2 separate regions of the Homo sapiens genome follow, and region 2 is linked to region 1. A link is an interaction called in ENCODE POLR2A ChIA-PET data of the cell type or tissue named here. Cell type or tissue: HepG2. All regions are shown on one strand.

The links. Peaks named below come from ENCODE experiments on the same cell type or tissue, not always from the same donor. Only the 100,000 strongest peaks of a DNase experiment are listed, where the experiment ranks them.
Region 2: POLR2A ChIA-PET joins it to region 1 with 6 read pairs; 1 of 35 experiments calls an interaction of 5 or more read pairs at or near these places.

The regions. Positions count from the first base shown.
Region 1 is chr17:43,552,433-43,556,432 of GRCh38, reverse strand. No RefSeq gene overlaps it. Among named protein-coding and RNA genes, the nearest start is that of ETV4, 8.1 kb to the right of the region's middle. RefSeq lists an enhancer at 1,285-1,785. In HepG2, no CTCF peak of the experiment used is centred here; DNase peaks (open chromatin) are centred at 26, 2,002 and 3,742; H3K4me3 peaks cover 493 bases.
Region 2 is chr17:45,028,548-45,032,547 of GRCh38, reverse strand. DCAKD (dephospho-CoA kinase domain containing) reads left to right here. Exons shown (of 5, transcript NM_001288655.2): 4 at 2,369-2,456. Among named protein-coding and RNA genes, the nearest start is that of DCAKD, 21 kb to the left of the region's middle. RefSeq lists an enhancer at 1,992-2,041. In HepG2, no CTCF peak of the experiment used is centred here; DNase peaks (open chromatin) are centred at 1,567 and 2,485.

The DNA of each region.
Region 1 (4,000 bases):
CATTGCCTCTAACCTGGCACGCCCCAAACCATGACTAAGCAGTTGTTGATACTTCCCCAAGACAACATCATGCAGGAGAAGTTTTGTAACCAAAGGGGAAGGAATTAATTAATGTATGTATGTGAGGTATGAATTGGTTTGGATATACATGTATGGATCGTCTCACCAAGGATACACCAGAAACTGAACATAATGGCTGCCTCCAGGAAGGCAAACTGAGCTGCTAGAGGACAGAGAGAGGAGAGATTTAAAAATTTCACTGGCGAGTACTACATTAGTTTTGAATTTTGTGCCATGTGGGTTTTTTTTTTTTTTTTTTTTTTTTTTTTTGAGACGGAGTCACTCTGTTGCCCAGGCTGGAGTGCAGTGGTGTGATCTCAGCTCACTGCAAGCTCCTCCTCCTGGTTCGTGCCATTCTCTTACCTCAGCCTCCCGAGTAGCTGGGACTACAGGCGCGCGCCACCATGCCCAGCTAATTTTTTTGTATTTTTGGTAGAGACGGGGTTTCACCGTGTTAGCCAGGATGGTCTCAATCTCCTGACCTCGTGATCCGCCCGCCTCGACCTCCCAAAGTGCTGGGATTACAGGCGTGAGCCACCGCGCCTGGCCGCTATGTGGATATCTTATCTATTCAAATAAATAAATGTTTTACAACATGCACAATGTTGTCTTAAGCAAATGCACAATGTTGTTTTAAGCAAATGCAACCTAAAATGTGGATTCAATAGCTTGTTTTCAACTCTGCAGGCACAGCTGGGACAATAAAAGCAGAGATCTGGTTACTACCTTGTAGAAGGACAGAGGGGAAAACAGAGAACCAAATGCCATTTAAAATCTCACCAGGCCGGGCGTGGTGGCTCACACCTGTAATTCCAGCACTTTGGGAAGCTGAGGCGGGTGGATCACCTGAGGTCAGGAGTTCAAGACCAGTCTGACCAACATGGTGAAACCCTGACTCTACTAAAAATACAAAAATTAGCCCAGTGTAGTGGCTCATGCCTGTAATCCCAGCTACTCGGGAGGCTGAGGAAGGAGAATCACTTGAACCTGGGAGGTGGAGGTTGCAGTGAGCCGAGATTGCACCACTGCACTCCAGCCTGGGCCACAAGAGTGAAACTCCATCTCAAAAATAAATACATAAAATATAATAAAATCTCACCAAATGATCATGCCAAACAAGGATCCTGCCTGGGAAAAGACGGGAGTCAGAGAAGCCAGAGGGAGAGAATTGACAGAAAATAAACAGTACCCCCTGGGGAGGTGAGGAAGGGGAGCTCCAGAGGCCCATCCCCCCTCCCAGCATGAGTTTGCATGGGGAGGGGGAAGACATTAAAAGAGAGAGGAGTCGGAGCCTGGTGACTCCCACCCTGTGATGCACAGAAGTTGAAGCCAGAGAGAGAAGGTGGTGCGCAGGAAAACAAGCCGCAGTGCCTGGCTCCACCTCAGCCACTCACGCATCCCCGGCACTTCCCCAATCTGAGACTCAGTTTCTTTGTCTCTACAATGAAGGATTTGGCCCAGACAGATCTCCAAGGTGCCTCACAGCTCTAATATTCTCTGATTTGATGGCTGCAGCCTTCTGCAAATGTGCATAAAATAGATTAGTTTTAGTAGTAGTAAAAACAAAACTGAATATCAGATTTATCATTTTAATTAAATATACTTTACATTCTCAATTTCTAGGGAGCAAAATGCTCCCCCCTCCATCAGTTTTCCCTTTGTGGAAGACATTCATGTGTGACATGCAATTTAAGAAAATGCCAAACCACATTGTAAGATACACAATTAACAAGATCCTAACAGGCATTTCTTAACAGGAAAGTGGGGTTTGGTGGGGTGGGGGAAGAACATAAAAAGGAAATGTCAAGAAGGGGAGGGTCAGGTGGGATCAGGATCCCAGAGAACTGGGGATCAGGCTAGAAAGAACAACGTGCTATTGTCTTTACTCAGCCCTCAGAAGTCACTATCTCTGGAACTCCGTGGAGCTGGGGAGTCTGAAGCGGGTGGTTTGGTTGGTTCCCTCTCCCTGGGTGACATAAAGCAAATTACTCTCTGGACTTTAGAGTGCTCAACTATAAAATGGAACTAAATATACCTACTTTGAGGAATGCTGGGAAAATGTAATAAGATATCTTAAAAGGCTTAGTAAAACAATAAAGTGTAAAGCGCATATACAAACACTGTACTTTTTTTTTTTTTTTTTGAGACGGAGTTTTGCTCTTGTTGCCCAGGCTGGAGTGCAATGATGTGATCTCGGCTCACTGCAACCTCTGCCTCCTGGGTTCAAGCAATTCTCTTGCCTCAGCCTCCCAAGTAGCTGGGATTATAGGTATGCACCACTACGCCTGGCTAATTTTGTATTTTTAGTAGAGGCAGGGTTTTGCCATACTCAAATGATCCATCTGCCTCTGCCTCCCAAAGTGCTGAGATTACAGGCGTGAGCCACTGCGCCCGGCCCAAACACTGTATTTTGGAAACTCAAGTTGGGGTCCAGAATGCCTGGTCCCCCTCTGGTTAGGTATTATGTCCTCTCAGCATGTGTTCCCCTAACATCCTTTCTTTCTGCCATCCTCTTCTCCACCCAGGCATATGGTCCCCACAAAGCAAGAGGAAAGCAACGCCCCTACCCAGAAGGAGCATCATTTCCTGGGCTCTGTGCTCTGTGGCTCCAGATCATTAATTAACAACTGTGGTTGTAAATTACCAGATAAATCTGGGCTGGGGTCGCCAGTAGGATAGATGAGAATCAACAAGAAAAATAAATCTACAGCAGCAGCTCCCTGAGTTTCAGGAAAACCCTACAGCCTGGGGGCAGTCAGGGACTAGTGAGAGAGAAGAGTTTGTGTTTTGGATAAAAACAAAAACAAGGCTGGGCACGCTGGCTCAGGGCTTGATTGCCTGAGCTCGGGAGTTCGAGACCAGCCTGGGCAACATGGCAAAACCTTGACTCTACAAAAAATACAAAAATTACGGCCGGGCACAGTGGCTCATGTCTGTAATCCCAGCACTTTGGGAGGCCGAGGTGGGCAGATTGCCTGAGGTCAGGAGTTCAAGACCAGTCTGGCCAACATGGTGAAACCCCATCTCTACTAAAAATACAAAAAACTTAGCCGGGCGTGGTGGCGTGCCCCTGTAATCCCAGCTACTCGGGAGGCTGAGGCAGGGGAATCGCTTGAACCAGGGAGGTGGAGGTTGCAGTTAGCAGAGATCGTGCCACTGTACTCCAGCTTAGGCAACAGAGCGAGACTCCGTCTCAGAAAAACAAAAACAAAAACAAAAAATACAAAAATTAGCTGGGAGTGGTGGCACCTGCCTACTGAGATTGCACCACTGCACTGCAGCCTGAGTGACAGAGCGAGACCCTGTCTCTTAGAAAAAAAAAAAAAAAAAATCAAGGCCAGTGTGCTAGCTCACACCTGTAATTCCAACACTTTGGAAAGCCAAGGCAGGAGGATCCCTTGAGGCCAGGAGTTCAAGACCAACCTGGGCAACAGAGCAAGACCCTGACTCTATAAAAATAAAAATAATAATTAAATATAATTTTTTTAAAATCTCAGAAATAAAACCAGGAATTCTCCCCCCAACCCATTACCACCATTCTCCCAAAAAGATTCAGGTAAGAGTCAAGTCCCCAGGCTTCTGCCAGTGCTGACAGAACTGTCTCTGTCCCTGCCTTATCAAGCTGGGGCGTCCACTCGGTTGCCCATTATTCCTGACAACAAGAGCAAATACAGACACTCTCAGAGGGCTGAGGAGAGGCTAAGTGGAATAAACCGTGTTTAATCTTTAACGAGAGAAATTGCCTTCCCTTAGCAGAGCCCCACCCAGCAGGCTCTGTGGCCCCTCATAATTCAAGTCCGTACTTAATTAAAAAGGGGAGCATCCTGGACTTTCCCCAACTGGCACCAATTCCATTCTCATCCTTCAGCCTGCTGACATTTGTCCGTTTGTCTCTCTTCAACAGAAAGAGAAAAAAATCAAAAGGAAAAGAAAATGTTAT
Region 2 (4,000 bases), 1.5 Mb before region 1:
CTCCCAAAGTGCTGGGAATACAAGCGTGAGCCACTGTGCCTGGCTGGGGGAGCCTTTTACACTGTGACCATGGCCAAGCCCCTTATTCTGTCATGCCTTGAGTGAGCAACCTCCCCCCACCCTCATCCCCCTGTGGCCAATACCTCCCTCCAAAAGAGGGATGACTCGACAGACATCCATGATGCTGACCCCAACCCCCTCCCGTCCGGGCTGGAGCTGGCTCCCGCATCTTCTCTGCTGAACCAGCGTGTGCGCTCCATCTCAGCACCATGCCGCAGGCCTCCTCCCTGCCTCCCTCAAGAAGAGTCCTCCCTCTGGACTCTTTGTGCTGCCTCCTATGTTGTGCCAGTGTCCTTCCCGTCCCCCACCCAGAGTGAAGTCATCTGCCTTTCATTCCTGCCCTTTCTGCATTCTCTCCCATGCCAGTTACTGGTATATCTGCAGGGCTTCGAGGCGGCAGTGGCTCTCCCCTTCTGAAATTAAACATCGGATAATGTCACCAGCTCCAAAGCTCTTTCACTGTGTCATCCACCCAGCCTCCCGCCTCCCCAACCACCACCACTTAAATAAAAGCCAGAGAGCCCTTTTGAGCTCGATAAGGTGAAAAATGAGGACGACAGCTGTGGCTTCCACAGTCCCAGTTTTTCCCTGATGAGTATAACAAATACAACTGTCAAAGTTGGTATAATCAAACGTCAGATAAGATCACCAGCTGTTGGGGACTTCTCTGTGTAGGCAGACGGATGTCTTAATAGAGTCAGGATGGTTTGCAGAGCTTATCAGACAGGAGGGATGTGACAGCTGAATAGCCCTTTGCTGGTGAACCAAATAGCTGACCACGTACTCCCCAGAGGGGCCGGAGAAAGGACAGCAAGGGGAGAGGAAGTGATGGGAGCTGAACAGGAAAGGGAGATAAGAGGCCCGGAGAGGATCTAGTCTTGGCTTCTGCTCCAAGTTAGGGAGGCGCACCACACTGTTGGCCTCCCCCTGCAACAGTAACTATCATTTTGGGGCACCTAGCGAGGGACTGGTGAAGGAGTAGTACTGCATGGTTCACATATTTTCAAGGCTCATTTCATCTTTACCATCATCCTGTGAAGTAGGTATTCTTTTTACTCATTTACACAGATGAGGTTTACACAAAAGGGGGCCCAAGGTCACATGGTGGGGAAGGTGGGGGGGCTACCAACCAAGGTGTGTCATCAGAGCCTATGGTTTTAACCCCCTTGTTCAACTGTGGGCTTCTCTTGGGCTTCCTGAGCAGCAGGTCTTGGGGAACAGGAAACCAAGCAGCTGAGATTGCCACCCCCCCACCGCCATTGTCCCTGCATCACTTTGAGTGCAAGTTTCCCGTGACACCCTTGGAATTGGTGTGATGTGTGTCTGGTTCTGTGCTTGGAAGTGTTTGGAGTGGGATGCTCCAGGGGTGCAGTCTCCTGCCCCAGCCAGGCCAGGGGTCTCTGGGCAGAGAAGCATTTTCCTATCTCTTACCCTTCTTGCTCTCCTGGAGCCCTCCCAGCTTTGTACACATGCACAGGGGTCACTGACCTAAAAAGAACGAGGAGCGTGTAGCCCACAGCAGCCTACGGATGTGCTCACTCACAGTGGGTGGGGGTGCTGCCCTTGACTGGCCTTGGCTTGTGGTGGGAGGTCCAGCCAGTGCCTTTTACACTGCAGGAGTGTAATACAGTTTTAGGCATAACTGCCCGCTCTGACTCCAGATCCAGGCCTTACCCTGGCTGTAGGTCTGCCTCTGATGGGAGAAGCAGCTTCTTTCTGCTGCTGCCGCCCCAACGTGAGCCTCTCATGGAGAGTTGGTAGAGACAGCCCACCTTGGCTCTTGTCAGCAGGGCTGGGCCTGCACCTGGCTCTTTGGGGAGAACCTATCTTTTGGGTGTTTTGTTTGTTTGTTTGTTTGTTTCTGAGAAATAACAACTTGAGATTTAAGATCAAGGTGAACTAAACCCTTAGTGCCTGCCCTGATCACCTCCTTGCCTCACACGGCCTGAGGCCTCTGCTTCAGCCCGCACAGTAGAGCCTCCCTCTCCCTGTGCTGTGGTGGTTCTCATTCGTGGAATCCTCACCTTCACCTTCTCATTTTCAAGTATCAAAAGACCTGCCCCCCACTTTTCAAGGCCAGCACAAGTGCCAGCCCTTCTACAAGGTCTTCCCTGATCAGCTATCCAGAAATAATTTTCTGCAGCCTTCTGTTCTGCACGGCATTGGAACCGGCCAGTGTGCAGGGTATGTGTGTCCTTGGAAGGCCTGCCCCTCTGCTGGGCGCTCTGGACGGTGGGGCCCAGCATATCATCAGTCCTCAGTGTGCGCTTGCAGAATTGAACTTGGGGGATTTCCAACCTCTCCCCAGGATACCGCTACGTGATTCTGGATATCCCCCTGCTGTTTGAGACCAAGAAGTTGCTCAAGTACATGAAGCACACCGTGGTAGTATACTGGTGAGTGTGTAGCATGCCCTGGCTGGAAGGGAGGACCATGGGGGTATCTGGGAAACAGCCCACATCATTTTGCACTTTGCCCTTTCCCCACGGGGCGGCCAAGAGGCATGGGGGTTTGGGCAGCAGTGCTCAGGGTCTGTAGAAACCAACCTTTGTGCCTGACGCGGATAGTCCTGGGGGCAGGTGTGGGAAGGGACAGCCCGCGGGCTTCTCTAGTGTTTGGGGAGCGCTCCCCCGCTGACCATTGCAGGCACTTCAGCCCAGATGCCTGGCCTCGCCCTGGGCCACTGTTACTCAGTGGCTCCTTCTTCCTCCTGTAGCACCTTTATTACTTTGCACAGTTTACCTCTCAGTGGGAGGTGGTCAGGACAGGTGTTGATATTCCTATTACTGAAGATAAAATTAAAGAGGGGGCAGTTACAGAATGTGTCCAGGGTCACCCTTTGGCAACACCTGTTACGAACAGAAGGTTTCGTGGAAGGGACTGTCAGCCCAGCTAAGGAAGGCACTTTGTTCTCAGAATTCCCCAGGACACGGAGCCAACCAGAATCCAGGTTTGACAAACAGGAGGATCAACCTGTGGGGGGAAAATGAGTCCCTGTCCCAGTGGGGTGAAAGTAGATGAGTCCGCAGGGTATCTCTGCTACCCAGAAGCTTCCCGGATGCCACCCACAAGTACAGCAGACACATAGGTGGGCACTTGGCTCTGCTGGTATTTTGGGCATAGGTTGGCCCTCAAGGGCCTAAGGCATTGGAGGCTCCCAGCACGCTGGAGGCGGAGCCTGTGGTGCTCAGTGCCCTGAAAATCCCCCTGCCTTTCCCCCTGGGTCCCCATGGGCTGTCGTTGAAAGCCCAGTCTGAATCCCTTGAGCCCAATGCAGGGACGCAGGCATCCTCTCAGCTCCTGCACTGGGCCGTGCTGCCTTATGTGAGTAAACCTGCAGCCTCTTTGGGTTCTTCATTCCCTGTTTGAGAGGCTAACTAAGGTCAGGCAAACCCCACGAAGACCTGGAATTCTCTTTGCCTTAGTAGCACGATTGGAGCTTTGTATTTAGGGATAAAAACATTTTTTTTAAAGGATCTTAGAGGCCGGGTGCAGTGGCTCACGCCTGTAATCCCAGCACTTTGGGAGGCCGAGGTGGGTGGATTACCTGAGGTCAGGAGTTCGAGACCAGCCTGGCCAACATGGTGAAACCCCATCTCTACTAAAAATATAAAAACTAGCCCGGTGTTGTGGCGGGCACCTGTAATCTCAGCCGCTTGGGAGGCTGAGGCCAGAGAATCGCTTGAACCCAGGAGGTGGAAGTTGCAGTGAGCAGAGATTGCACCATTGCACTCCAGCCTGGGCGACAAGAGTGAGCAAAACTCCATCTCAAAAAAAAGGCTGGGTGCAGTGGCTCATGCCTATAATCCCAGCACTTTGGGAGGCCGAGGCAGGTGGATCACCTGAGGTCAGGAGTTCGAGAGCGGCATGACCAACATGGAGAAACCCCATCTCTACTAAAAATACAAAAATTAGCCAGGCATGGTGGTGCATGCCTGTA